Linked DNA regions of Mus musculus: all the other regions are linked to region 5. A link is a loop called in an ENCODE intact Hi-C map of the cell type or tissue named here. Cell type or tissue: heart. All regions are shown on one strand. Links, peaks and the distances in the headings refer to the core of each region. The heading gives the core; the rest is flanking DNA.

Region 1 (5,929 bases), core at 449-5,448, 570 kb before region 5:
AAAAAGGGGCAAGGCCACTGAGTTGGCTCGGAATGTAACAGTGCCTGCCCCCGAAACTGATAACTTGAATTTGATTTCAGGAATTCACATGGTAGAAGGAGAGACCAGACTCCCAAAAGTTGTCCTCTGACCTCCACACATATATCAATGTGTGTATAATATTTTATATAGTTTAATATATAATACATAATAATTTATAATAGACATAAAAGTATATACTATACAATTTTAAATATAGTAAATCAATATATAACATTAAACATACATTTAATTTAAAAAATTTTTAAGGCTTGCATTGACAGGATCCTCTTTCCCCAGACTAAGCAGGCCATGGGAAGAACCAGAAATTCAATTAACGAGGTGTTTTTCTCACATCTTTTTCTAGATTTTACAGAATTCCTGTTCCCTCCTTTGTTCTATTGATCTCATCCTAAGAAAGCTAATGCTTATATCCAAGGCCTGGATGGCACCATAATCAATGCTTAGAATTGCATAACTGTAAAAAAAACAAACAACAGAAATAAACAAAACAGAAAACCTGTCCCGCCAGGCGTGGTGGCGCAGGCCTTTAATCCCGGCACTTGGGAGGCAGAGGCAGGCGCATTTCTACAAGTGGCTTCCCAGCTCGGGAGTGTCTTTTGGGTCTTCAGTGGTCCTCTAGGTTCTTGGCAGTGGCTTTGCTACTTTGCCTTTAGCATGACGTTGACCAGTGCTTGGTGGTCACCGCTCGGGCCTTTCCTCTCACTGATGCTGTGGAGGAGAACATGTGAAGCACATGCTTACAGGCTAGGAAGTCTGCTTCCCCTCTTTGACACATTTAGGACATTGCTCAGACTCTCCTGATTTGCATTGGTTCCCACAGCAGCAGTGGCAGCAGCCTCGCCTGTGTTCCTCCACACCAAGGTGTCCATGGCCTCTGTCAAGGTGTGCTCTGTACTGTTGGTGGAGCACCCTGGTATAATAATAACCTTGGTGTCATTTCTTTCCTTTGTCCTATATTTGGGGTTGCTTACACTCTTAGAAACTTTGACTCTATAGTCTTCATAAAATTCATAAAATTTGGAGGCCATTATTCCTTCCACTGTTTTTCCCTGCCCCTCTCTGGGTGTAAATCGTGGGTCTGATAAGCCATGGGAAGCTGATGTTCTTCTGTTCCTCTTCATATTTCACTGGATATTTTGTGTTGTTTTTGTCTTCATGTTTATACTAATGTTTTTTCTATAATCTATAGCCTATCATAAATACCATGTATGGTTTTAAATTTCTTTTAATTTCACTTAAAACATTTTTATCTCTCATAGTTCAACTTCAATCTTTTAAAATATCCTCCACACATAAACAAATTCCTCCACAAATTCCTTATATCTTTTTGGCATGTTTGGCCTGCCCTGCCATTACTTTTAACATATATAATTTTGTTTTAATAATGATTTTGTTTATTTTTATTTAATCCTATCATCTGTACAATCTCTGGGACATTGCCTATTAATTGATTTTTCTTCTCATTATGAGTTGTATTTTGTGGTTGTTACTTTTCATGCCTGGTTATTGATATTTGTATGCAAGGCATAGTAAATTTTAACTTTTTTTGAGTGTTGTTTAGTTTTCATATTTTTATAATTCTTTTTTTGTTTGTTTGTTTGTTCTTGTTTTGTTTTTCGAGACAGGGTTTCATTGTGTATCCCTGGCTGCCCTGGAACTCACTTTGTAGACCAGGCTGGCCTTGAACTCAGAAATCTACCTGCCTCTGCCTCCTGAGTGCTAGGATTAAAGGCATGCGCCACCACGCCCGGCATTTTTATAATTCTTGAACTTTGCATTAGTCACAAGTTATTTGCAAGCAGTTTGTCCTTTATATCTACTTTAAATCTGTTCTGTGAGTCCAGATCAGTTTTAAGTGAACAGTTAATGTTCTCTGAGACAAAAGCTGGGTCTGTCTTCTCTGGATATCCCTAAGTTAGGTGTTGGCTAGGGGGACAAGCCTTGTTCTCAGTTTCCTGCCCTAGCACGTGCAGTGGTCAGTGCTCAGCCGAATGCTCAGTAGACACCTGTGCAGTCTCTGAAGTTCTCTTTCTAGATGAGGCCCTGTTTTCAGCTCTCCATCCTTCAGTTACCCCTCCTTAACTCAGGACCGTGAGAGGACTCTGCCACAGCTCCCTCCTCCCCAGTGCTCACACTGAAACCTCTCTCTGGGCAGTAAACAAGGGCAACCACATAGCTTATGTTACTTTCATACTCATAACAAGCCAGAGAGAAGCCTGATATTCCCCTCTGCCTTAAGTCTTCCTTATTATTTAACATAGCTTGTCCTGGAAACTAACATTACCGTTTTCTTTCTAGGTAACAGGATATTCAGGTGGTAAGCAGATCGTTATGGTAGCTATCATAGTGCAGAAATAGAACATATCACACAGTCTCTGCCATGGACACAATTACTATATTGACCTGCTCTCTCTCATTTTCAGAGCAGAGCCCCCACTATAGCCCAGTCTGGCCTTGATCTCTTGATCTTGTCTCTGCTCTCTGCATGCCAGGATTACATATATATGTACTTGCCTGGCTCATTGTTTCTTTTTGAGGAGATGGTAATATCATTTTCTTCTGTGAGAAATAGTTAAGTACAAAAAGATTAGGAGGGTGTGTGAGCTTAAATATAAGTGCTGATTATCAATGTACCAGTTAGAGTTTACCCCTTGGCTGCAAACCTCAATTTCTGCTTTGCTACGCGTGGCTCTGCCATTTAGCCACCAGGGGGCGCATTCTCTCTAGAAGACCAGAGTAGCTTCTTCCTGCCTGCTGTCTCCGTTGTGCCTCCTATGCTGTGAACTCTCAGAACCAACCACACTTCACCCTGGCTGCTGCAGTTCCCTTCCCTTAGTAGCTGAGTACACTTGTCAGTTTTCTGTTTGAGGAATTCGTTTTGTTAAACCTAACCTCAGAACACCAGCAGCAGCCGGTCATCTGTTCTCAGAGTCTGCAGTTTATGCTCTGTAGGGTCCTTCTGAGTTTCTCAGCTGTAGTCATCCCAGTCTCTGCTCCTCATCTGCCACTTTGTCATGGTCACATGGGTTCCCTCCCTCCCTCCCTTCTTTTCCTTTTGAATTGCCTGTTTATACCCTTTGCTTGTTTTTCTTTTCATTTTTCTTACTGATTTGTTTATGAGTAGTAAATATTTTAAGTTCAGATTTCATTTGTTATATGTACATATTCTTATTAAAAAATAAAGATATCTGTATGTGTGTGAGAGAGAGAGAGAGAGAGAGAGAGAGAGAGAGAGAGAGAGAGAGAATGTAAGCCATGTGTGTACATATTCCTGTGGAAGCCAGAAGTGAGAGTGGCATTCCCTGGAGCTGGAGTTTAAGATTGTTGTGTACTGTCTGATGTGGGTGCTGGGACCCAAACTCTGGTCCTCTGTAAGATCACCACTCAACCACTGGGCCATCTCTCCAGCCCCTACATGCATATTCTTAAAATTCAGGGGTCACTTGTCTCTTTGAATTTTCATTTTTTTTCAAGATTTATTTTATTTTATATGAACACACAGTTGCTGTCTTCAGACACACCAGAAGAGGGCGTCTGATCCCATTACAGATGCTTGTGAGCCATCATGTGGTTGCTGGGAATTGATCTCAGGACCTCTGCAAGAGCAGTCAGTGCTCTTACCCCATCTTAGCCATCTCTCCAGCCCATCTTTTTAAATATAAAAAGACAGTTTCTCATGTCCCACTGTGTGCCCTTCTCTTGTTTGGTTTCCTTCTCTGGTTTTATTTCATGATTGGCAGCAGTGTTTCTGTTTTCATAAACTGACCTCCCAGTCAAAACTAGTAAAGGCTGGAGAAATCAATTTAGTGGGTCATAATTTTTTAAAAACAAGTGAGCTGGAGAGATGACTTAAGTGGAGAGAGAGAGAGACAGAGACAGAGAGACAGAGCACACTTATTGCTCTTACAGAGGAGTACTGCTCTTCAGTTCCAAATACTGAGTACATGGGGACCATGGGGACCTCTCAGGAACTTGTAACTGGCACTATGTGGTCTCTCACCCTTTTTCTGCCCCCTTTGATACCTGCACACATGTACACACACACACACACACACACACACACACCTCCAACCTCCACACATGCATTGTGACATATGTGTCACTCCATGGAGTTGTCATACATACATACAATAATAATAGGAAATAAGAACTTAAAACCTATCGCATTGCTTGGGGCAGGGAGGAGAAGAGGAAAGGCCCCTGCATCTGAACAATTCAGTTACAGCCCAGGGCCAGAGTTTTTACTGTGGCTTCTACTAAGCCATCTAACAAGTGTCTAGTAATAGGACATGTGACAAGAAATGGACAGTGACAGCATTATTAACCTAAAGAAAGCCTCAAGTCGAGTTAAGGATTGATAGACTTGTTGAAAGACATTACGGGCCATTTGTTCACAGGATTGACAGGAACTGAGTACATAAGTAATTGGTTTCTCAGAAGAGGTGGTAGTCCCGTTAAAATCCGTCAGAAAATTGCTCGTGTGTTTTATTGGTAAGGTAATTGGTCCCCAAAAAGAAGTCTGTGGTTTGTATTTATACAACATCCCTGCCCGTGACCATGTATGGATAATCTTTTTACAGTGTAAGGACATATATTAAGGAAACTTGTGTTTCAGAACAAATGTGTGTTACTGTCAAAGAGGTATGAAAACCACTATGTTCCCTCTCGGTCTCCCCCCCCTCCTCTTTTTGAGATAGAGGTCTCACTGTGTAGACCAGCCTGCTTAGCCTGCCTCTGCCTCCTGACTACTTAGATTATGGCATTAATCCCTGAGTTCCTTATATGGCAAATGGCCATCATGCCTGGCCACCAATCTGTTCAAGGATTCAAGCATTCTTGAGAGCTGAGATCCGTTCGAGGGTCCAAAAATTCCATGGGTCCAAGAATACCAGACACCTGCCATCTGGAGAAATGCCTTCTGTGCATTTTTGCAGATCCTTGGTGGAACTCCCCTGAATTCCCTCACAAATTCATCTGCATATCTGTTAGACTGAAAAATCTGTTCACCCCAGCTCAGCTCTGTGCTTCATACGATTTCATTTACACAAGGGTCCTGGCGCTAAAATACAATACTCCAAAAATCACCAAGCTACTCTAACCCCTTTGTTCTGCGAGGAAACAGCTAAAATCCCTTGCCAGGTACACAGCAGCTTGGGTCATCTGCAGGGCACTGTCCCCATTCATCAGCAGAGTTGGCAGTGGAAACCCAGTGGCCTGTTCACATTGTGCTGTAAAAGGACCAGGAGAAAGAGCCTTAAAGCTCCTAAAAATGTATGCTCCTAGGTTATGGGCTTCCTAACCCCAAGGCTGCTTTATCCATTATTTAAGACAGGTTGGAATCCTGTCAAGAATTTGCCAAGAACCTACAAAAATATTCAAGACCTGGAAAAGCTCATTGGCTTCAAAATACAAAACAAAAATCGAAAGTAGTAAGTTCCAGTGTGAATCAGTTCCATCTTTTATCACCCATCAAATCAAGACCTCGGAAAAGGACGATGGGTGGGACCTTTCAGTGGGTCTACACGGGGTCTATGCAGTCTGTGCCCTGGGAAGGTTCTAGAGTTGGGGCTCTCTACAAAATCCTAAGAGTGACCCAGCATAGCATTTTGTAAGAGCTGCTCACACCTCTCTCCCCTTTGAGACATTTGGGCAGTTCTGCAGATAAATGAAGTCACCTACAGGTGGCCCAGCTCCCCACTGTGTTAACAGAATCCCTAGTTCCCCAGCTGAGGCATGAAATATAAGGCGAGCTTAGAAAGAATAGCAACACGGGTTTGTATCATTGTGATAGTTCATTTTTTATTTCAGTGTTGTGACTTCACCAATATTTTATGCAGTCCAGAGTGGGCCTGTCAAAGGTTTAAACCCATTGAATTAAAGGACTGAT
Region 2 (5,929 bases), core at 620-5,619, 590 kb before region 5:
CAAGCAGTACTTTGAACACAGTAAACAATTTAATGCAACATGGTTGCATTGAGCTATTTTCTGAGAAATTATAAGTTTTAAATACACTGGAAAATTTGTTCTCAAAGAATTCTAGAAATCAATTGGGAAGTTCAAGGTTAAGAGGAAAAAAAGTAGCTTAAATTTTTAAAAAATAATCCAAAGTTTACAGACTGGATCCTCTTAAAGGCAGATGCATTTGCAGGAACATAAAGACAGCTGTACAAGATTGCTCGTTCCCAAGACTACAGAGACATGATCCAAGAAGCAGATGGAGGCACACAAGGAAGGCAATGCCAATGGCCTGCCAGCACCACAGGGATGGAGCTGAAGCCACAGAATGAGCTGCAGAGTTGAGGCTGTCCACCTCAAGTCAACAATCACACACACATTCACACACAAGTCCAAGGACACCCACCCACACCACTCTCTTGTAAAAAGTCCTGGGATAGCCCTTTCCTTGTAATGCATTCCCCATCTTTCCAAAAGTCTCCCAATTTGTTACCCTACACACCCTGTGATGTCTGCCACAAAGTATCTCTCCAGGAATCATGAGGTCCCTATACATCAGTTCCTCCATCTACGCCCAAGACAAACCTTTCCCCAGCCTCTTCCCTCCCAGAATCCCAGGACATCTTCAACTGTTTTCTATGTATCTACTGGAAGGTGCCCCTCAGTCCACCCTCCCCCATCTCTCCCAAAGCATCCACTGTCACTCTAGCTTCAGGAATCCTTCCCACAGCTCTCTTCCCACTCCCCTGCAGATCATCTCTGAAATGGCCAATGTCTATTTCCTCCCCTGAAACTGCCGGCACAGTTGTTCTCATTGCAGATACTCTGGGAAGATTCTCATAGGTTGTTACCTCCCCTGCAGATCTTGAACTGACCCACATTCTGGTACCAAGCTCACCGGTGTAAGAAACTTCCACAGCCTGGCCCCTCCCTACAAGTCCCAGGCTCCCTCTACTCACTGTTTCCTCCCCTGATGACCTTACTCCCTCAGTGGCCGGTCTCCTAACCACTGTCAGGTCAGAGACACCTTCATCTGCCTCCTCCCCAGAGGGCCCAGCCACCCACACTGGTGCAGGGACATGTCTGACCATGGGAACCCTCCCCGGATGCAAAGCCTCCCTCCCTGCCTCGGGAACTGTTCCACTGTGTCTCCTCCACAGATCAGAGATACCTTCAGAGCCTGCTTCCCTCTCAAGTTCAGGGACACTGGCAGCAGTGGGTACCTCGGTCATTTGTCTTCTTTGCCATATCCCCGAGCTTTCTCCACAGCCTCTATCCACTACCCCATGAGGCCCACAGAGCCCAGAAGCTGTGGTCTCTCCCACGGCTGTGGGAATTCTAGCAGCCACAGGCATCACAGCAGGCTGTCTTCTCTGTACACCCGCAGAGAGTGTCGCATCCCCCATGGACTCGGGGAGCCCCACAGTCACTGGTACCCTTGTAGGTGGCCTGCCTCCTGAGTCTGAGGCTCTCCTACAGCTGTGCTCCCACACACAACCAGATCCCCTGAGAGCCACGCCCACACCAGCTGGTGATACCCCTACTGTCACAGGTATACCCACAGTCTGTCTCCTTCCTGATAAGTTTGAGAAACTTCTGGAGCCAGCCTCTATCTTCAGAGAACCAGGTATTTCAGGAGCCAGGGGAACCCCAATAGCCGGTCTCCTTCCCCATGAACATGGGAGAGCCCCAGGTTCAGCATCCTCTAGCACAGATGAGCACTCCTCAGGAGCCACAGGTCTCGCGCAGGCAACCTGAGTTCTTCCCGGCAGGTTCACCCCGTCTGTAGAGCTGCTTTCCTGACACACCCACAAGGCAGCAGGTACACCCAGAGCCGAGGGTACGCCTTCTGTGGCCCACCTGTGCTTTGGCACAACTGCTTCCGTCAATCCCACAGCTCGCCTCCTTCCACACGGACAGGAGAGAGCGCCACATCTGACATCCTGATCCACAGCCCCATGTATTCCTAAAGCTGCAGGCTCCTGAGCCTCCGGCTCCCTCATGACCTGCCTCCTTTCCCACAGGCTTAGAGGATTCCCATTGTATGTCTCCTCCATAACCGGCCCCGGCAATGGCTCAGCCAGAGGAGCTTCCTGAGCCGACTGCTGCCTCTCCCACAGGCCTGAAACGTCATAGCTGGTTTCTTCTTCCCTACCTCCTGGTACCACCACTGTCTGCAAACCTGGCAACTGTCCTTTTCCCCACAGTCCTGGAATACTTGCATCATCTGCCTCCTTCCCCAAAGCCCTGGGTGCTCCCATTGCCTGTTCTATACCCCACAGGCCCTGGGCACCTCGAGAACCTATCTCATGCTCCTCAGAAGCACACAATTCTACAGCCTGTGCTGCACCCCATGACCCCGGGTCACCTCCACATCTAGCTTCCTCTTCTCTAGCACAAGGCACTCCTACAAGCTGTCCCATGGTCCTTAGACCAGGAATACCCCTAGAACCTATATCTTCCATCTCTTGTCTCCTTTGCCACAACCCTGGGCCCCCGTGGGAGGTAGTTCCATCTTCCATGGCCCTGGGTAGTACCAGCAGGGCATCAGGGCCCCCTTCCATCAGCCCCCTTTCCCATAACATATGCCCATATTCAGCTCCTTCTGCCAGAGCCCCAGAAAACTGCCCTGACTGCCCTCCCCCACAGAGACATGAGGTACCCTCACATTCCCTCACTTCTCCAGCTCTGGGCCTTTTCAAGACCTGAGACCATCCTATGGCCTCAGGCACCACCACAGTTTGTCTTTTTTCCCAAGGTCCAGAGGAAACACAGTCTATCTTCTCTACTACCTCAGGTCCACCCACAGGAGGTGGTGTCTTCCCAGCTTGTCCCTGCCTACAAAGGATAGAGACTCTCTCACAACCGGCCCCTATTCCCCTAGCTGTGGGCAGTCCTGAGGCCTGGGGGAATGTCCTAGTATTGCCTCTCACCCAGGGTCCGGTGACACCACCTCGGCTGGTCTCTACCCAGGAAGCTCGCCCAGGAATACCCTTCTCGATCGGCCCCTCTCCCACGGGAACGGGATGGAGCTCCACTCTGCTTCCTTCCCAGCATCCCGACGCTACCCTCATAGCCTGCACCTTCAACCACAGTTCCAGGATGCTCTCATGGCCAAGTGTTCCTGGACGACCTTTTCTCTCACAGCTTGGAGAGCTCCTATTGTCTAGCTCCTCCTCCCCAGATACAGTCACCCACACAGACCCAGCAGGCCCAACCACCTCGGGCTCGCCCACAGTCCCGTTCACCCACACTGTCCTGGGGTCCATTGCTGCCTCAACCGAGCCTGCAGTCCCAGGTATCCCAAAGGCCCTGTTCACCCTAGCGGGGACTGCGGGCTCCGCAGTCCTCTTCTCTAAAGGCTGCTGACCATTCTGTAGCCACCCTATGTTTGCACAGAGCATCCGCCGCACTGAAGATCTCACCCGGCGCCTTACTCCATAGCCTCGGGATAACCCTGCACCCCACCTCCTCGCCCACAGAGGCCGAACACCCCGACGCAACCTGCGGGCCCTCATGCAATGAGCCGGCATCTTCGCTGCCAGTGTACACCTGCGTAGCCCGGGCAAGGGCCCCCGTGCCGGCGTCGCAGCTCCTGGACAATTCCTTTCCCCAATGCAACCTCAGACACGCTCTCTTTGCATCTGTTCCCCCGCACACGCACTCACAACACTCGGATCCAGTCCTCGCTGCCTTTCTGCCTCCCAGCTCTCTCCAAACCCCCGCCCGATCCCGGACGCCGCCCCCGGCCCCGGCCCCCCTAAAGTCTGACAAATAGAAAGGTAATAGGAGGGGCGGAGCTGCAAGGCAAGCCTGGGGCGAGGTCTCTCACTGTCTCTCTGTCTAATGCAGTTTCCCAGAATTCCCCCAGCTCCGGCCCAAGCCCACCTGGTTTGGGCGCGGCGCGGCCACCAAGAGATCGTAAGGCGACCCCACGCTAGGCCTCGCTTCCGGCCTCTCGCCCAGTCGTCATGGCAACAGGCGCGCGGCTGTTTGGGAGCCGTTGATCTTCCTGAGCCATTTGAGGATCAAGGTGTTGTACCGCGACGGGCTTTGCCGTCACTGTCCATGAAGCCAGGGTGGGGACCAGACCAGGTCAGGCGTCTAGTTGTCTGAGGGAAACTGGCGCCAAAAAGAAACTCCAGCAGACCAAAAGGACGGCCCTAAGGAGTTATGGCTATTCAAGGCTCCCGTAGCACCACTCTGCTGCGGCGGCCCCGCCCACCCGGAACCTTGTCCACGCCTTACTTGGGCCCCGCCTTGGGGGCGCAGGACCCTAGGGCTCCTCCCGTGCTCCTCTCCGCACTGTTGTACCCATGGCCACCTTCGAGGAGGTGAGCGTGCTGGGCTTCGAGGAGTTCGACAAGGCAGTGAAGGAGCATGAGGGCAAGACCATTTTCGCCTACTTCAGCGGTTCTAAGGATACCGAAGGGAAGAGCTGGTGTCCGGACTGCGTGGAAGGTGAGGCTGGGACCAGGACTGGGGGTTGCTGCGCCACAGCAGTGCTAGGAAGAAGGCCCCTGCTGAAGTCAGAAAGTGGGATGAGATGAGGATCTTGGTCCTGCAGACCCGCAGAAGCGCCTGAGCTGTACCCCGTCTCTCGTTAGGCCCTTACTGCCCCACCCAAGGATGACCCTCATTTTTATCATGGATTCGGATCTTGGAACCAGGTTCTTTAAAATTCTCAGTTCCCCAAACGATTAGTGTCTCATAAAAAAAAAAAAGACCAGACTCAGGAGTTGATCTTTCCGTCATCATATATGTATGCTGAGTTTTCTGATTGTGTCTTAAAGACAATCAGGACTAGGACTTAAGTGATTCACGAGTCCAGAGGACACGCGACTTTAACATCCTATCTTACAACCGGTTAAAGTCTAAGACTGGGGACGGGAGGGCGTGGGCTATCGCAGTTGATGTGTAATTACTTTTTAACTCTTTTAAAAAGCTGAGCCAGTCATTCGAGAGGGGCTGAAGCATGTTACCGAAGACTGTGTGTTCATCTACTGCCAAGTAGGAGACAAACCTTAGTAAGTCATGTATACCGTATCTCCAGACATGGACTATATTATTAAAAAGCTGGGTAAAAAGGACCTCAGATAATTGGTCAGGCTCTGTGTTTTAGGTATTGTCTGATAAGCTAAACAATTAGAATTACTGAATTCATATTTACAGTTTATGTTCAACCACATATCATCATTAATGAATTGGGTCTGGAATAAGTTCAGAACTCTATTGACTTTACATTTGTTTTATCTTAGCCACACTTTAAACTTTGCAGAAAGTGACACATAAGTTACAGTTCTCAAAATGTTTAAAGGTTAACAAAAGCAGTGGTTACAAGTATATTATATATAAGTCAACTGTTGAGTAAACTGTAATGAACCAAGTAGTATTTTTCATTATCTGTTTCATTTTGGAACAGCTGGAAAGACCCAAATAATGACTTCAGACAAAAACTGAAAATAACCGCAGTGCCTACACTACTTAAATATGGAACAGTAAGTGTCTACCTTTATGTTTGTAGCTATAATGTAGTTAAAACTCAAGTTGTTTTTTGAGTCAAGTTTGAAAAGATCTTGACCTTTGATTTCCAACATCACATTGTTGTTCAGAGTGCATCAGAAACACACAAGTTGGTGTCCATTCCTCTGCCAATCCTGACAAACTATTAATAATGCAGATATTAGTGTCTGGGGTGTATTTTTAAGCCACTTTTAAGATTCTGTCTTCAGAAGAAAGTTGACTCATTTCTGAAAGCACCTTTGTCAATGTTTTCTAAACCCACTTTTCAGGCTTAAAAGGGCTCTCCCTCTATTTCAGCCCTGCCCCTAGAATCCTAAATTAAAGAGTTGAGGGAAAGAGATGGCACCAGGCATGCTGTCTCTTGTTTTCAGCCTAT
Region 3 (5,929 bases), core at 662-5,661, 190 kb before region 5:
GGCCCTTTATTTTATTTTTATTTATTCTATTTATATATTTTCAAAGACCTAAATGTAAGGCCTGAGACTCTGAAAATACTTTGAGATACAGGGATAGGCAATGGCTTTCTGAAAGGATTCCAACACACCAGGAAAGAGCATAAATTGACAAATGCTGTTACAGGAAATTAAAACAGCAGAGGAAACAACTGCCAAGGGAAGACACAACCTGTGGAGTTCGGAAAATCACTTCAGAATCTACATCTCATAATTTTTTTTTAAAGATTTATTTATTTTATGTATATGAGTATGCTGTCATTCTCTTAGACACACTGGAATGAGAGTATCAGATCCCATTACAGATGGTTGTGAGCCACTATGTGGTCACTGAGAATTAAACTCAGGACCTGTGGAAGAGCAGTCAGTGCTCTTAACCGCTGAGCCATCTCTCCAGCCCTTACATCACATAATTAATAGCTAGAATCTACAACAAAGAAAAAGAGGAGGAGGAGGAGGAGGAAGAGGAATAAAAGAAGGAGAACAACAACAACAGAAACCCAGGTAGCATCTTAAGAGATCCACCTGCCTCTGCCTCCTGAGTGTCAGGATTAGAGGAATATGTTACCACCTTCTGGCAATAAATAATTTTTAAAAGTCAACCAGTCAACCCAGAAAACTTATCCAATCAACAAGTGGACAAATAAGATAATTTTCAATATATATATGAAAAGTTGTTTAAATATCTTTAGCTGTCAGGGAAATACAAATCTAAACTTGAGAGCTCATCTTTCCCTAGTTGTTATCAAGGAAGCAACAAATAGGGTGAGACAGCTCAGTGGGTAAATGACTGCATCTGGCTCCTTGAGTTTCATCTCTGAAATCTGTGAGGTAGAAAGAAAGATTGACTCCTCGAAGTCGTTCTTTGACCTTTACAAATGCACTGTGGCACACATGCACGAGCATGCTACATAAAGAAAAAACAAATGCTGAGGATGGGTAGATGAGTTAGAAACCCTTATCCTGCTAGAACGTAAATTAGTGCAGTCACTGTGGAAGTCAGTTGGAAAGTTTCTAAAAAACAAACCTAGAGCACACACCTTTTAACTCCAGCACTCAGGAGGCAGACGATGGTGGATCTCGGTGTGTTTAAGGCCAGTCTGGTCTATACAGTGAGTGCAGAAACAGCCAAGGATATGTAGAAAGACCTTGTCTCAAAACAAACAAATATACAAATCAAAAATAAACCTAAAAATAAAGGGGGGAAAGATGGCATGGTAGTTAAAGGACCTGAGTTTGATTAACAGAATCTACAAGGTAGCTCACAACCACCTGTGCCTCCATTTCCTAAGGGATCTTTTTACTGACTTCCAGAGACAGGGCACACTCATGGTGCATATACATCCACAAAGATACTCACTTATCCATAATTTAAAAATAAATCATTAGAAAAGAAAAAGTTACTTGAAAGAAAATGGATGGACCTAGACAGCATCTTGCTAAATGAAATAAGTCAGACTCAAAGACAAATGAGTGTTTTCTTTCTCACATGTGGAATCTTAGTTTCAATAAAATTAAGAGCTGAAAGTAGAATGGAATGATTTTTTGGAAGAGGAAGGGAACCAGTGGGAAAGCGATGTGGAACAAGAAGGTAATTAAGAATCTGTGTGAACACGAGCAAAGTGCATATACAAAAAATGTCTTAGTGAAGCTCATTGCTACATAATGAATGTATTTAAAAACAAAAATACAGGGGCTGGAGAAATGGCCAAGGATTAAGAAAATTTCTTTCGGGGCTGGAGAGATGGCTCAGTGGTTAAGAGCACTGACTGCTCTTCCAAAGGTCCTGAGTTCAATTCCCAGCAACCACATAGTGGCTCACAACCATTTGTAATGAGATCTGACACTCTCTTCTGGAGTGTCTGAAGACAGTTACAGTGTACTCACATATAATAAAAATAAATAAATCTTAAAAAAAAAAAGAAAATTTCTTTCAGAGGACACATAGGATAGGATGGTTTCCAGCAATCGTGTAGTAAGTAGCATAAGACCCTCTGCAGGTCCAATTCTAGAGCATCTGATGTCCTCTTCCAGATTTTGGGTACCAGGCATACACATGGTACACATAAATTCACCCCGGCTCATATATATACCCATTAAAACAAAATCCTTAAAAACAAACCCACAGAGGGATATGGTGGGGCATGGTTTTAGTTCCAATCCAGACAGAGGCAGGCAGATCTCTTGAGTTCGAACCTGCAACCTGGTCTGCAGAGGGGTTCCAGGACAGCTAGGGCTATACAGAGAAACTCTGTCTCAAAAAACCAAAACCAACCAACCAAAACAAACAAACAAACAAGCAAAACAACTACAAAAAACCAACCCCTCCCCTATCCCAACCATAAAGCTGGATTAGTCCCTAGGTGGGCAGTATTTCAAAATGGCAGATTCACTCAATGTTTGTTTCTTTGGTCTGGTGGGACAGTGCTAGGGAGGTAAGCCAGGGCCTTGTGCCTGCTTGCCCAGTAATTTTTATTACATGCCTAACGGAATCTGCTCCTCTTGTTCACTTTACTTGGAGTTCACAGAAGCTTCATGCTTTTGTGGGTAGAAATGGACCTGATTTCCTATGCACAGTTTTTGTTTTCTACAGTCCAGGTACAGGGAAGTAGGGATTGAACAAACACTTATTGAAAGAACAAGCAAGGGGCTGGAGAGATGGCTTAGCGGTTAAGAACACTGGCTGATTTCCCAAAGGTCCTGAGTTCAATTCTCAGCAACATGGTGGCTCACAACCATCAGTAATGGGATCCTATGACCTCTCTTGGTGTGTCTGAAGAGAACAACAGTGTAGTCATATACATAAGTAAATAAATCTTTAAAAGAAAGAAAGAAGAAACAAAATTGAGTGTCAATGTTACTTTTCCCCCTTCCCTTTTTTGTTTCTTTATTGCTACAGTGTTGACAAAGCACTCAACTGGGAAATGGGCAAGGAGGTTGGATAAGGTTGACTTTTCCTAATCTCGGCTTTCACACTTGGACTTTACATAGTAGGTGCCTTTTCTAGAGGAGTCTGATCTATTATGGATCCTCATCCCCAGACGGAGATTGGGTATCACTGTGCAGCGAAGGGGACCTGGGTCTTCTAATCCTCAGCCTCAAGTGTTGAGATTACAGGAGAATACCACCTGAATCCGAACCATTTATCAGGTTGTGCTAATCACAACTCTGCACTTTACTCAGTCTTACTATTTACTTAAACGTTTTCTGCTATGAGACTCATAACATTTTTATTTCAAGGACCATTCTGTGCATTCTTTATGAATTATCACCATGCACTCTATTTTGCGGCTGCTTAAAATGGTGCACACCAGTACTAAATTCGGCTTTGTAACAATGACTAATTCGCACACCTCCGATGTAGTGTTGGATGGCTGCTGGGTCCTCGCCAACATCTACCACTTCTGGTCCCATCACGCTTAGACCTCCTGCTTATACCGGGAGGCAGCGTCCTGACCCTCCGCGACCTCTTTGTCATGGCGTCCGCGGGGCGTCTACCAGCCGACGCTTCCGCAGCTGGGCGGGCGTGGACCTTCCCAAGATGGCGGGGCTGAGCCCACTGCGCGCGGTGGGCGGGGTTCCACCGCCGGAGGCGGGGCAGCAGGGCCGAGGGGTCGGGCTAGCAGGAGTGCTGCTTCTGAAGGAGGCAGGCTCAGCGCGCTTGCGCGGAGCGGCCCTGCGCGCAGTGAGGCAGTGGCGGGGGAAGGCACCGGTGGGGCCGACGGGCGGGCAGAGGAGGGAAGCGGGCGAGCGAAGTCCCAGTGCGCGCCGCGGCGGCCCGGGTACCCTCCCCTTCCGGGCGTGAGGCGCTGAGCGAGGAAAGCCGAGCGGAGCGGACTCGCATAGGCGGCGAGGTGCTTCTCGGGTCTCCCAAGACCGGCCTCCCCGCGGCTTCGGCGCTCCGGTCCGGGTTCCTCAACACACATCTAGCTCCAGGCACCGGCAGAGCTTGTCGCCAGTCCGTCGAAGTCCCGGTGGCGGCCCGGGCTCTCGGTGGGGAGGATGACGGAGCTGCAGTCGGCGCTGCTACTGCGAAGACAGCTGGCAGGTGAGCGGCGGGGCGCCGGGCCGCGATCGCGGACTGCCGAGCCACTCGCCTCCTCTCGCCCGCTCGGAGGCTGGGTGGTGGCGGGCCGCGAGGGTGGGAGCCCGCGAGTCGCGGCGAGCTGGCGACACTCCTGGCCCGGCTGTGGAGGGTGTTGGGGGCGGGGACGCTCCCCAGCCTCGCCCTCGGACGGGCCGGACGCCCTGGGCGGCTGCCCCCTCCCCCACGGCACTGGGGCGTTGCGGGGGAGGGGCGTGGGTCCCGGTCGGGCCGACCCTCCCTGAGGGGCGGATCCCGGGCTCAGGTGCGGCGGAGGCCGCGGAACCTCGGGGACCCCGGGAGCTTGCGGGGTCCCCGCGCGGCTGTGAGTCCGAGCCGTGTCGGGGGCCGGAGAGGGGAGGCGCGCCAAACTTCTGGCCCGGCAGCGCGGGGTTCGCGGAGTTAGGGCAGACAACAAAAGCGACGGCGGGGCTGGCCCGGGTGCTGACGCGGGGCACCGGGGGGCTCGGCGGGGAGCGCGACTCCGCTTCGCCTGCCTCCGCCTGGCACGAGCTCGGGCTGCGCCGCCCGTCTGGGGGAGGGTGGGCGCGGGCGCTGGGGAGAGCGGCTCGCTGGCCGGCCCGGGCTTTGTGCTCCGTGGGCACGGCTCGGGCTCCTTCGCGCAGGCTCGCGGCCACCGGGCTGCGGCCCGCCTTAGGCTCTGGCCAGGGGCGGCGGCTCAGTGCCTCCCCCGTGGAGTCTCTGTCCCCCTCCCCCATTGTCCCGGCCTCTGGCCGTTTGCGGCTTCCAGGTTGACTTTTTAGGGGGTTGGCTCCTACTCTGCTAGGACTGTGTGAGCGGAGCATGCGCGCTGGAGGCGTACGTGTGCGGAGTGGAAGGGGGGGAGGGAGGAGGCGGGTTGGTGCCTTCACAATGCCGCCCCACGTGCTGCCAGATTTAAAGAGAAATGAACCGGTAGTTAGCCCTGCTGTCCTACGCCAAGCGTGTGCCTGGCTTGGTTCAGGCGACTTCACCCCTCCTCAACCTGTAGCCAGTCCTCTCCCCCCACCCCCCTTTTAAACTTTCTGAAAGCCGGAATGTTGATAAATGAAATAGATTTCTATGAGTTTGAGGTGTCAGCTAAATCACCTTTATGACTTCTTAAGGAAAAGGTCGACAGGGGCTGTTACAGATTGTATAATTAGGTTTATTATTAGACCATGAGCTAACAGGTTTGGACAAGTATTAAAATTCTAGGTGGGACAGCAATTTGAAGTGGATGGAAAAGTTAGAATCCCCATCAGAAATATTTTCGAAAGAAGTTAAACAATTTATTGCATCTTATTTAAAAACATTCTTTTTCTGAGGTCTTTTTCGCCTTTTGTTTTGGATGAAGGAATTAAAATTTTTGACTTAGTAGGAATTCTTTATCGAAACCTGCCTGGTCTACTGTAGTGGATTCTGGGACATCAAGGGCTATGTAGAGAAACTCTGTCTCAGAAAACAAAAACAAAAACTAACAATAAAATCAACTATCTGCATTAATTTTTATTATGTGGCAAATTATTAAATAGACGGTAAACACTGAATATTAAAAGGATAACCTTACATAGTGGAAATGACATACATTTTTAAAGGTGCAAAAGATTTTACAGTTTAACAATACCACTATGTTAAAATAAGACCCATTTGTGAGCATCTTTTTTTTGGGGGGGTGCTGAGGTTAGACAGTTTTTCTAAGGAGTCCTTCACTGTCTGGAACTCACAGAAATATGCCTGCCTGCCTCTCTCTGCCTGTCTCTCTGTGTCTGTCTGTCTGTCTCTCTCTCTCACAGGTTTTCTCTTATATAACCCTGATTGTTTTGGAAC
Region 4 (5,787 bases), core at 788-5,787, 110 kb before region 5:
TTTATATGAGCTCATTCATTCTCTACAAACCTGCCCCCTTTGGGTCTTGGTGCCTATGTATCATTGTCTGGTCTCTAGTTGGTGGAATTGCCCTTTTTTGTACTGCCACTTCTCAACATTTTTGAAGTTTGACATAATGTTGCTTCATTCCAGTTTTTTTTTTTTTTAGTTCTGTAATTTGTTGACTGTATTTAACTATGTGAGCTTTTTTTTTTCTGTGATGTTTACTGTATTGTAAAGCACCTTAATCATGTGATGGGTGCTCTATAAATCAATAAATGATGACTTAGAGGCTGTATTATGAGCTATTTTGGTTTTAGGTTTCAGGTCTCAAGCAAGTTGTGGGATGCTTTGTATAGAAACAGCATATAATACCAAATGATACACACTCAGAAACTTTGATGGATCCATAAGCTTTATTTAAAGAAGGAATTTGAAAGCAAGAGTTAACTTGACTTCCAGTCTGATAAGATGCTCTTTAAATTTCCAGTGCATAGTCAAACATCATTTTATTGTTTTATCAGAGTTTCTGTTCATGGTGACTTAGAGGTTTGAAATGAACATTTGGCAGAACAATATTGGGGATCTGTCTTGCTTAAACTAGTCTGGTTCTGCCTTAGAGATCAGCTAATTCATGAGGAACCTAGACTCAGATGGGAACTGGATGAAACCACCTCCCCTCTAAACAAATTGGCATCCCTGCCAAGTGTGATTTGACTAACACTTTCTCTTAAAGATAATAGTATCTACTTGTCTTGAGTTCTCAGATAGTTCATATGCATTTAGTGGTAGAAACTGATAACTAACTTAATATATTGATGATTATGCACATCTATAAGTTTCTAGTAGCTGTTTGGCCTCTTCCTTATAAACTGGAAGACTATGCAGCCAGATATCTTAGAGCTAAATTAGAAACAAGAAACTTTAACTCTGATAAATATATTTGGAATAAAATTGCTATAGAAGGACCTGGATGTTGCTCCTGTACTCTGTGTACAAATCATGAGGTAAATAACAAGTAGTTTTGCTGCTTCAAATGCAAATGAATAGATTGTTGACTTTAGTAGTATGTTCTTTCTGCTAGGCACTCGGCTCCCAAGGAACTTTTCTCCTTAGTCCTCAGGAAGATAAAGGAGGAACTACCTCATTCAATTTAAACTTCATTTTTCTGGAAGCCTGCAGAACTTGCCAGAGTTTAGTTTGCAGAGAAAATTACTTTATGGGTGTGGTATTTCTGGTTGTTTGGTTACAGGTGTGCAGTCCAGCTGTCAAGATAGGATTGGACTTGCTGAGTTGGTACCTATACACTGACCATTAGTGACACGATCACAGACTTGAATCCTGTTCACATAAGGGAAGTAAATTAAACAGCTTTCAATAGCCAGACACATGCACAGAAAGTTCTAGACAAGAAGAATGACTTCCTGCAGCAGAATCTAATCGAGAGGCTGAGTGAGGGTGTTATCCCAGTGTCAAAGGGCTTGCCAAGTATTTAAAGCCCCAGCTAGCACCACAAACACACGAAGGGCTGGGGAGATGGCTCCGCTTGGTAAAGTTTTTACCATGTAAGCATGAGGACCTGAGTTCAGATCTCCATCCAGCGCAGCAATGCTTATCTAAATTCCAGTGCTGGAGAGGCAGATTCAGAAGGCATTTCTTGGTCTGTCAATCCATATATTTGAGCTCCAGTTTTAGTGAAAAACTATCAAAAAAATACAGTGAGCTGGGTGTGTTGGGGTGTACCACCTTTAATCCTAGCACTCCAGAGGCAGAGGCGAGTGAATCTCTTGTGTTTGAGGCCAGCCTGGTCCACAGCAGGAATTCCAGGACAGCTGAGGCTACAGACGCTCTCAGAAAAATGAGTGAACTACAAATGAGCAAGGTACCTTGACCTCTGGCCTCCACAAACATGCTACACTTTCACACATAACCTATAAAAGAAATACAGTACTTGAATGCTCACAAAATCTCATTCTTCACAATACTAGAAACCATGTTTTTATTAAGCAAGTTTCTTGATAGTAGATTTTGGTATCTGTGCATCATAAAGGATCTGGCCAAATTTTTAGGATAATCCAGGGCAAGAGTATCTCAACTAGAAACAAGTTGGAGCCTTGTCAAACCTTCCAAAACGAAGTGGGACTCGGATCTCCCGCCTAGAGCAACTTCCCGCTCCACTTTCATTCACCCCTTGTCTGCTCTGGCTCCTCCCTTTGCCACGCCTCCATCCATGGATACCTCTGACCCTAGCATTTGGAAAAGCAGGAGGACCAGTAATTCTAGACCAGTCTGTACTCCATGAGACTTGTCCAAAAAAGTGAAAACAAAAACAAACAAAAAACCTGGCTCAGATTAAGTTTGCTGGGCTTGCAAAGCAAGGCAAAGAGAAAACATGCTGCAAACAGATGTCAGATATGACAGCACTTTCCAACCAGTTAAGTTGTTTTAATGTTAGGAGCTTGAGTATTTTTAGGGGATAGAAGAGTCTGTTTATGCTCAAAGCTGGTTTATCTAGCCACCTGAAGATCTCAAAAACTCATTTGACACACCTATGAACCATCCTCAGCAAGGCAGTGAAGCTTTGAGCTCAGGCACTTCTATTGAAACTAACAAATATTGTTTCTTTAATCACATGTCGCTTATCCAGGGCCACTACTTTAACACTGCCCTGTTATTTCCTTCACTACTGTAGTCTGCTACAATCGGAACATCAGTTTTTAGTACATAATTATCCTTAATGTATTTAAGTGTCCTTCTCTTCCATTTTCTAAGTGTTTTTCAGCCAGGGTCGTCCCCTTTTCAAAATTTTAACCATTGCCCTTACATTTTTATAATCTGAACTCAATCCCTTCATTATTCCATTTCATTGCCCTCTAATGCTTTCTTTAACTGTGGCAGATCTTCCTAAAATCTTAACTGTTCTCTAAGTCACTACTTAACTGTTGATGCATTATTTCTATTCTCCTTTGTTGACCTGGAGGCTTCAGGTGTGCTAAGTACATATTCGTTACCCGGGCCAAGAAAAAGTATTTATGTCAAGTGTGGTGGCACTTGCCTTTAATCGCAGCACTCCAGGCAGAGGCACTAGGGTCTCTTATCAGTGTCAGGCCAGCCTGGTCTACATAGTAAGTTCCAGAACAGCCAGGATTATGTAGAGAAACCCTGTCTCAATTCCCCACTCTACCTACTCCACAGCCAAAAAAGGCATACTATCTAGGATTGTCAGCCCTCTATTTTGCTATTATAAAAATCATCTAATCATTCTCACATTCACAAAAGGTTTAAGCTCCTGGTTTACAATCTGAATTCCTTCTCCATGGCCTTGTCAACCGTTATTAGCTCCTAGTGTTATTTGGCTTTGCCACTTTGACCTCAGGGATCTCACAATTTTGCTTACATAAAATTGTATAGAGATTTGCAGTTTTTGCGACCCCTATATTTGTAACCAGTGTGTTTGCCTGTTTGATAACCCAAGTTGTCTGGTTTTAGCCATAAAAATTCCCAAAGCCCTGGAGAAATGCTATCATTTAAGTATTAGGACAGCGTCCCACGTGGTTACAAAGTAACTTAAAGATCCGCAGTCCCTGCCTCAGAATAGTCCATGTTTGCTCTACCCTGACGATCGCCTGGAGTACGAGATAGCCCAGTCCGCGCTTGTCAAACCTTCCAAAACGAAGTGGGACTCGGACCTCCCGCCTAGAGCAACTTCCCGCTCCACTTTCATTCACCCCTTGTCTGCTCTGGCTCCTCCCTTTGCCACGCCTCCATCCATTCTCGCGAGACTTGATGATTCCCTTGCGCCGGCATTTATCGCGAGGCTGTAGGCAGGGCCGGGCCCGACATGGCGGAAGGTAGGTTTTTTGTGGGGTGGCACGGGAAGACGCGAAGCAATAGGGGTACCACTGGCCGGGCACAGAAGCCCCTGGAAGGGTTGTCCGGCTGTGGTCGTACGGTGCATCACGTGTCTCGCGAGCCTTCCTATGTAGCGTTTCGGGGCTCCCCGGGCCGGGGTTCTCAGCGCCGTTCCTATGGCAACGCCCCTCCTGCAGTCTGTCTTCACTCGTCACCCCCCGCCCCCAACCCCGATCCCGGTAGTCTCAGAACGAGAAAGGGGTCGGGTCCTGGGAGCGAATGCACCCGCGGGACTCGAGAAAGCTGTAGAGGAGCTTCTTGTGCCAGCCATGCTGGAACGGGGAGGGAAGTGCCCCTCTCCTTAGGAAATCGAAACTGCTGTCATGGCAGGTCCTGCATCCGGAAGGGTGCATCTCTTGCCTGCGGAAGAGCTTGGGACTCTTCCTTGGAAGAGCCGGGACTGCAGCTGGACGACGGGCTTCTTGGGCGTGCGCTGTAATAGTCTTTAAGCTTTTTGGCAGCCCTAGCAAATGTGGGCACGCTCAGATTCTCTGAGGTTTACAAAGGGGCAAAAGGAGATGTTTCCTCAGTAAGGAAGTTGACCAAGGTCACACTGCTTGAAAGAGGTGTGCTAAAGCCAGGCTTCGGTTCCTTTACCTCCTGCTTTAGTCCTTCGTCTCTTTTTTAGTACTTTACGACATTGCAGGTAAAGGCATCCGGTTTCTCAGGTGCAGCCTCCCTTAAGGAATAATGTTAGGATCTTTGCTTGCCATAGCTTTACTGTATGAGTTGGGGTGAAAGCCCTGAGATAGTGAGTTACCTAGTAGTGATCAGACAATATTAGACCTGGCCGGTGTGCTTCTCCTGTGTACCCCATTGTTGGAGAAAAATACTTCTTGTTGGACTTTGTTGAGTGGCTGAAGATTTACTTGATCTAGACCTGGCCTATTTTGTTTTTGTCTTTTGTTTGTATTTTTTGGTAAGTGTTGATTAAACTCATCATTTCTTGATCTGAGATTTGGGTAGTGTGACAGTTTGTGTAGTCTTCTCAGATTTGAATTAGGTTTAAGAGTGACACGAAGTAGGCCTGCCAGGTGTGTTATTTGCCCTTTATAGTTAAGTGAACTGAGGCCAGATTCATGGCTGGGACTGGATTCTGTTTTCATTTTTACTTTTTCTATCTGTTAAACACCTTGGAGGTGGTGAACATTGTCCAACAGAGGAGGAGAAAGCGAAGTGACTGAAAGTGCTGGGTGTGGTGATGTATGCCTGCCTGCTTGTAGTTCCTTCATTCAGCACTTGGAAGGATCTGGAATTTAGGGTCATTCACAGCCTACCTGGAGTGCATGAAACCCTGTTCAAAAAATGAACTAGATGATTTTGCACACCACGGAATGTTGTGTACCTGTTGCTCAGCAGCGAGGTTTGGGAGGAAGGTTCAGGAAGGCACGATGTGAGATCGTGAGCAGTGTAGAGCCTTTAAGAAGGAATCTGCGTGTTGGGGAAATGCATGACCAAGTTTCAGGTCGTGGAGGAGGGAGTTTCTCAGTCCGTAGTTGTATTGAGAACTTAATTGTGTTTGTGCTCAGGTTCCAGTTGTGGGGAATTCATACAGGCCAAGGTTAGTACACTGCGTGTTTACTTTTGGTTGCCTTGAGGTGATTAGAAACATCTATCTAGCCAGAGGACAATACACCTTAAGGACAAACCAAACATTTTTCCAGGATTAATCGGATGGAGGGATGAGGTGATCGGGAGATGATAGTCTCTGACCTCAGTCTACCCTAGCTACACTCCAGATTCCTAAGTCCCAGTGAAGACTGTTGAAAATGATGTTGCAGAACTCAACTAGGAAAATTTGAGGAATGGCAAGAAAAACAAAATTACTAAAGATATTTTGTTTCTTATGTTGGCATGTGTTTTTGTTTGGTTTGG
Region 5 (5,929 bases), core at 584-5,583:
AGAGGAGGCAGAGGCAGAGAGAGAGGCAGGAAAATCACCTTAGAAGCATGTAGGTCAGCCAGCCCTAAAGAGATGAGTTTGGAAGAAGTAAGAACAAGAGGCGGGAACTAACTCCCAATTTTTTTTCTGATCTCTATATGCCATACTGTGGCACACACACACACACAAAGCATATACACTTACCAAATAAAAATTTTTAAGTGGAACTAGCCCAAAAGCCCATTAAATGTAATATTTACACATGCAGTACAGTATTACTTGGTCATAAAAAAGAATGAGTGCTGGGTGTGGTACAAAAGGAGGTAGAGGCAGGTAGCTCTCTGTGAGTTCCAGGACATCAGGACAGCATGATCTCCATAGTGAGTCCCAGGCCAACCATGGCAACATAGTAAGACCTGTCTTTTTTTTTTTTTTTAAATGGCTGCATGTTGATAACACTATGGATGAACTTCAAAATCTCTAAACTGAGTAAAAGTCATGTAGAGGAATTTTAGTCCAGCAACGTGGCTGCTCAGGCTGGAGTACAGCCACACCCTTAGTACACTTTAATCCCAAAGAAGGTAAAGTTAGTTTGTAGTGACTTCTAATTGACAAAGTGACAAATCAGGGAAATATCTGACAGAATGAGTCAGAGACAGGATCTGCCCAACTCTCACGAGGAAAAAGAGGCAACCTAAGAAGGAACAGCCCGGCAGCAGAGGGGAAGGCGGCAGTTTTACAGAGATAAGTGAAAGATGGAACAGACTAGATACAGGTAAAGGCGGAATGAGCCAGAAGATGAGAAGGAGCCAGATTAGAAAAGAATGCCAGAGTTAGTTTAAGGCCAAGCTGAGCAATAGAGTCAGAGGTCGAGAGAGAAGCCAGATTGAATCAGTCAGCTTGGAAAGGAGTTGGAGCTTTAACAGTTGAGTTGAACCAGCCAGCCAGAGCTCAAACAGAACTAGAAAGGGTGAGCTTATATAGGAGTAAGTCTTGGAGGCTGAAAACATTCTAGGCCCGGATTAGATTGTCTGGGAGCTAGAAGCTTCCAGGACTAGGCCTAGGTTAGCAGGAGACAGTAAGCCTTCCAGGTGACAATTACATCAGGTGAATAAAAGTTACTTTTACAAAGCTAGACTAGAAAAGGACATGTGGGGCTGGAGAGATGGCTCAGTGGTTAAGAGCACCGATTGCTCTTCCAAAGGTCCTGAGTTCAAATCCCAGCAACCACATGATGGCTCACAACCATCCGCAATGAGATCTGACGCCCTCTTCTGGTGTATCTAAAGACAGCTACAGTGTACTTAGATATAATAATAAATTAAAAAAAAAAAAGAAAAAAGAAAAGGACATGTGTGAGGTATATGATTCTATTCATAGAAGGGGCAAATCCATAGGAAGAGAAAGTACACAGGAATTCCCAAGGGTTGTGGGGAGGTAGAGAATGGAGAGGAGTGGATGATGGGTAGTTTCCCTTGGGGATGAGCAAAATGTTCTGAAATTAGGTGATGATAATGTTTGTTTGTCTCTGTGCCTTTAACATAAAGACTTTTCTGTGACTTGTGCCTTAATAAAAATAAGTACTGACTATATAAATGAGTACATTTGCTTCCCTAATAGACTGTGTGGGCAGTCAGACACATCTTGGATTCCTCAGCACCTGGCCAAGGGAGGACCCATGGTAGTAGTCAATAAATGGAGCTCAAAAATTATATGCACAGAACGCAAAAGCTACTAGAGCATACTAGCCCAGAAATGGAAGCATGTATGTTCACACTTGTGCATGCATCCATGACAGCTATACCAGATGTTAGTAGTGTCCTAAAGTGCACTCAAGTGGCAAGAAAAAACTCTTGATTCCAGTCTAGCATTGCTTCTAACTCTCCATGTCCTTGGGTAGGTCCTATCCCAGGTTAGACTGTTTGAAAAGTCTGGAGAGAAGGAAGTGAGTGATCTGTATTTAAAGGTAGCTTCCTAATTCTCCTAAATGACCGGTGGACTGCTTGAAATTTTTGTCAGTCTAGTTACCAGTCTTGCCCTGCGATCTTCCTTCCCAAATAAACAAAGAGAGAGGTATTCTCCTTGGCTAGAAAAACAACACCTTTAAAATTGGTAGCTGGGAAGCTGGCTTACTGGTTAAGAGCAGTGGATGCTCCTCCAGAGAAGCAAAGTTCCCAGCACCCAGATCACAACCATGTTTACTAGTTACAGGGATTTGAAAACCTCTTCTGGCTTCGATGGGCACCAAGTACACAGGTAGTTCAGAGTTGTACAAGGAAGTAAAACACTCATACACATAAAATAAAAATTAAAAGCTATTAGGTTGGTAGTTCTCATATCTTGTTAAGGCTTTTAGTCAAATTACATTTTCCGATCCCCTCCGTTGTTAAGGGGTAACGGGAGCACAGCAGAATGGAGTTAATTTGATAAATGTTCTTAGGAAGGCTAATATACCAAATTTTGTCAGAAGTTTTGTTTCGTGTTGTTTTAGAGCCAGCCTGGCCACAAATTCCTGGCTCAATGGATCTTTGTAGCTCAAGAGATCCTCCTGTCTCAGCCACTCCAGTTAAAACACCACTTCTGGTTTATTGTAGGTATTTTAATACTACAAAAGATACTTGCTTTCCTGTGCTCTAACTTCATTCCCCGCTTGATTCTCATTTTTTTTTTTTAAAGAAAAGCAGACAAGTGCATCTACTAGAATTAAAAAAGACTCAAATATTATATTAGGGGAAACGGAGGCGGGCGGAGGAAAGGTTATTTCGGGTCAGTCTAAAGAGCCTGAAAGCACGGTAGCTCTAGAGACCAGGTAGACTTCTGAGTGTAACCACTACCTAACAAGACACATCTTTCTCCGAATCAGTCACACAGTGCAGCAGACAGAGTCGGAGGGTACATAACTAGCACAGTTGCGTCCAAGCTGCAAACCAGGACCGTGTCCTTCCCACCGCAGCAGTCTGAGGAATGTGGGATGACGAGGCGCGGAGGAATAAATTACTGGACGAACGCAAGCCGTGGCTACGAGCCCACGCAGGAGGAAAAGGTGTGAGAGCCTCGCCGATACCTGCGAAGCCGCTATAGTGCGCCCCAGGCTCGTAGTGCCTCCTGCCAGAGGACACGTCGTAGACGCGGCCGAGCAGTGCCAAGTACAGGCCCGGGTCCCCTGGGCCGCCGCGATAGCGGGCTAGCTCCTCGGGAAGGAAGAGGCGAATACCAGGGCGGGGACCCCACCAGTCCATCAACCACACGGCCATGACAGCCACCGCCGCCACGGCCAGGCTCAGCACCACACCAAGCCCGCATATCCTCAGCATCTATACAGCAACACACCAGACACGCTTCGGAGGTAGCCACCTCTTAAGCCACCACTAAGACAGCAGAGACGCCGGCCGTGACGTCGGCAGCGCGACACTGACAGACTTCACAGCAAAGTTGACTCTTTTGCCCCCGACTCTTTCTTCTTTTCTTGTCCAGCCTAGATTCTGAACGTGAAGCGTGGAGCAGAAAAGGGGAACAGTACAGAGAAAAAACAAACAAACAAACAAACAAACAAAAAGTCCTGGCTTACAGTTTATCCGCCCTCAACAAAGATGGCGGCAGAGGCGGCTAGACGGATACGTTAACGGGTGGGTTCCCGGGCTTCATTAAGCTGTCGTGAGCAAATGGAATCCGCTTGACGGCTCCGTTGCGACATCAGGCCTCGCTCGACAGCCAGGAAGCCGGAAGTCACTGCCGCCGCTGTGGTCTCCACCCCGTCCCCGCCCGCCAGGAGCTGTCGGAGGTTGACAGGTCGTGGCTGGGAGGCGGCGGCGGCGGCGACACCTCCGAGCACCCAAGACGGAGACCCCATGGGGAACGCTCCGAGTAACAGCAGCGAAGACGAAGCGGCGGCCGCAGGGGGTGAGGGCTGGAGCCCACATCAAGATTGGGCTGCCGACTCTGGCACGACCCCCGGCCCCGGCCCTGCGGCCGCGGTGCTGCCTTCCGCCGCTGCACTCCTGGAACCCGCTCGGCTGCGAGAGGCAGCGGCTGCGTTGCGGCCCGCACCTCCCTGCGAATCCCTGGTGTCGAGGCACCACGGCGCGCTCTTGCGCTGGCTGGAAGAGCGGCTGGGCCGCGGTGAAGAGTCCGTCACCCTGGAGCAGTTCCGGGAGTTGCTGGAGGCTCGCGGCGCTGGATGTTCGGGCGAGCAGTTCGAGGAGGTCAGGGCTGGCTGGCTGGCTGGCTGGCGACAGCGGTGCGGGAGCAGGGTGGTCGCCAATAAGGTCCTGAAGAGGTGGGCGGTTGCTTTGCGGAGGCCAGCCAGGAAGCCATAGGGTCCTCGGGTTCTTAGAATGGAAGTATGGCGTTGTCCGAACTCTTTCGGAGTGCATCACTACGGAATTTTGCTACGTCTCTCGCCTTTACTAGAGGTGTGGAAAGTCCAGGCTACATTAGCTTTGTTCCGAAGAGAGGAGCAAGCCAAAAAAAAGTCTCTGCATGTGGTAGGCAGACATTTGTGCAGTTGACAGGCTTAGTTGCTTGCTGGACCTTATCAGAGTAAGACAATTACGAGAAAGGATGTGCAAAGATCAAGGGAGTGGCCATGAAAACCATTCTGTTTTACTGGCCTGTGCAGGAATCTTGTAGAGAACCATCTGAGTCTAATGTGGAAGGAGGGTAACATTACACTGAAAAGACTCATTCTGCAAGCCGTTCATGACTATAAAATACTAGGTTTTGTTTGGTTGGTTGTTTTTTGTTTGTTTGTTTTTTTTTAACAAGTATACACTGGATTTTAAATCATTGAAGAACTTGTTCCAGGCTCATTTGAAACCTTATCAAACCTAAAGTTGATAGGGAAGCGTTAGTTTTCTTGTACTTATGAAATTTCTCCTCATATCTCTACTGAACATTTTGGTTTATGGTTTGGAAAAAACTGACCCAGAGTTAGCCTATAAATCATTTCACTAGCAAAGTTGAGAGTATCTCACAAACCTCTTGATTCCCACCCCATTCCCTTAGGTCCCTATTATCCTGCTCCCTGAAGTCTTATTAATTCCACAATGTTAGGACAAAAGGTTTTTAATGAGTAAGCCATGTAAAATTGTCAGTCATTGATTGGTTAGTGTGTAAAGCAAGAAACCCACAGTCACTTGTAACATAATTTAAAAGTTCTGTTTCCTCTAAATCAGAGGCTCTTGAAATATTTCGAGAATGTCGCCTGCAAATGATAAAAATGCCTACATAATATATTTTGTAAGTTTCCCTGTAAAAACTGCTTTAGTGCATTCTAACTCTCAAAAATACGGTGATACAAGACTGTAATACCAGACTTTGAAAGGCAATAGCAGGAGGATCAATTCAAGGCCATTATAAGCTACATAGTTTGAGTACAGCCTATGCTAGACTCACTTTGAGAAGGACTGTCTCAAAGGTCTAAAACATATATGCATTCACATTATAACCACACACAGTTAGTAAAAGGTCTTTATTAAAATAAAATTTCCAGGATATTCCTGGGAAGCACACATACATGATTCTCAAAACTTAAGAGACTGAGGCAGGCAAGTCTCTGACTCAAAAAAACCTAGAATACTCATAATATGCTCATTATAGTACCCACATCTTTTATGAGAATATGAAACCTTGGTAAAAAGAACTGTGCAGACTTGATCAAGAAGGTGACACTTCTTAGATTTGTTTAGAGGCAAATGAAGACAAACAGCTTTTACACAGTGAGAGTGTCTTGACAGGAACAGAATTATCTATGGGGTTTGTAGAGGTCATGTAATATAAGGCCAAGAAATCCAGTGAGCCACCTGAGAAAAACCCCTCAAGGGTTGTGGCATTATTCACTAATTCAACACCAGCCCTCCAGATGACAGTTCAACAAGCAGATAGGAGCTTCTATGGTGTAAGTGATATAGTAGAACAGTTAGATTCTAATTTAACAGTGACTGTGAGCCAA

What was found. Hi-C counts contacts between places; a loop is a spot of excess contacts. Peaks named below come from ENCODE experiments on the same cell type or tissue, not always from the same donor. Only the 100,000 strongest peaks of a DNase experiment are listed, where the experiment ranks them.
Region 1: a loop joins it to region 5, with 2.1 times the contacts of the local background. A loop is called at or near these places in 2 of 42 quality-filtered maps.
Region 2: a loop joins it to region 5, with 2.4 times the contacts of the local background. A loop is called at or near these places in 2 of 42 quality-filtered maps.
Region 3: a loop joins it to region 5, with 2.8 times the contacts of the local background. A loop is called at or near these places in 6 of 42 quality-filtered maps.
Region 4: it touches region 5 in a loop (5-fold over the local background); 2 of 42 quality-filtered maps call a loop at or near these places.

Annotation. Positions count from the first base shown.
Region 1 is chr11:72,218,714-72,224,642 of GRCm38, forward strand. No RefSeq gene overlaps it. Among named protein-coding and RNA genes, the nearest start is that of Med31, 6.1 kb to the left of the region's middle. In heart, for the core only: a CTCF peak has its summit at 2,749 (motif pointing right); a DNase peak (open chromatin) is centred at 2,818.
Region 2 is chr11:72,203,278-72,209,206 of GRCm38, forward strand. It overlaps 4933427D14Rik (RIKEN cDNA 4933427D14 gene), which reads right to left and starts at 4,205. Exons shown (of 19, transcript NM_001361564.1): 1 at 3,919-4,205. Txndc17 (thioredoxin domain containing 17) reads left to right here and starts at 4,277. Exons shown (of 4, transcript NM_026559.3): 1 at 4,277-4,491; 2 at 4,976-5,057; 3 at 5,453-5,528. The coding sequence starts at 4,347. In heart, for the core only: a CTCF peak has its summit at 3,351; DNase peaks (open chromatin) are centred at 3,114, 3,294 and 4,244; H3K4me3 peaks cover 3,113 bases; H3K27ac peaks cover 2,239 bases.
Region 3 is chr11:72,603,552-72,609,480 of GRCm38, forward strand. It overlaps Ube2g1 (ubiquitin-conjugating enzyme E2G 1), which reads left to right and starts at 3,710. Exons shown (of 6, transcript NM_025985.4): 1 at 3,710-4,084. The coding sequence starts at 4,039. It overlaps Gm51906 (a long non-coding RNA gene), which reads right to left and starts at 3,612. Exons shown (of 4, transcript XR_003949712.1): 1 at 3,390-3,612. In heart, for the core only: no CTCF peak of the experiment used is centred there; DNase peaks (open chromatin) are centred at 3,630, 4,290 and 4,950; H3K4me3 peaks cover 2,846 bases; H3K27ac peaks cover 2,539 bases.
Region 4 is chr11:72,686,184-72,691,970 of GRCm38, forward strand. It overlaps Ankfy1 (ankyrin repeat and FYVE domain containing 1), which reads left to right and starts at 3,819. Exons shown (of 25, transcript NM_009671.5): 1 at 3,819-3,851. The coding sequence starts at 3,842. Ube2g1 (ubiquitin-conjugating enzyme E2G 1) reads left to right here. Exons shown (of 6, transcript NM_025985.4): 6 at 1-298. In heart, for the core only: no CTCF peak of the experiment used is centred there; a DNase peak (open chromatin) is centred at 3,778; H3K4me3 peaks cover 2,687 bases; H3K27ac peaks cover 2,340 bases.
Region 5 is chr11:72,792,470-72,798,398 of GRCm38, forward strand. It overlaps Cyb5d2 (cytochrome b5 domain containing 2), which reads right to left and starts at 3,370. Exons shown (of 4, transcript NM_001024926.3): 1 at 3,044-3,370. The coding sequence starts at 3,293. Zzef1 (zinc finger, ZZ-type with EF hand domain 1) reads left to right here and starts at 3,757. Exons shown (of 55, transcript NM_001045536.2): 1 at 3,757-4,181. The coding sequence starts at 3,828. In heart, for the core only: no CTCF peak of the experiment used is centred there; DNase peaks (open chromatin) are centred at 3,282 and 3,672; H3K4me3 peaks cover 2,309 bases; H3K27ac peaks cover 1,977 bases.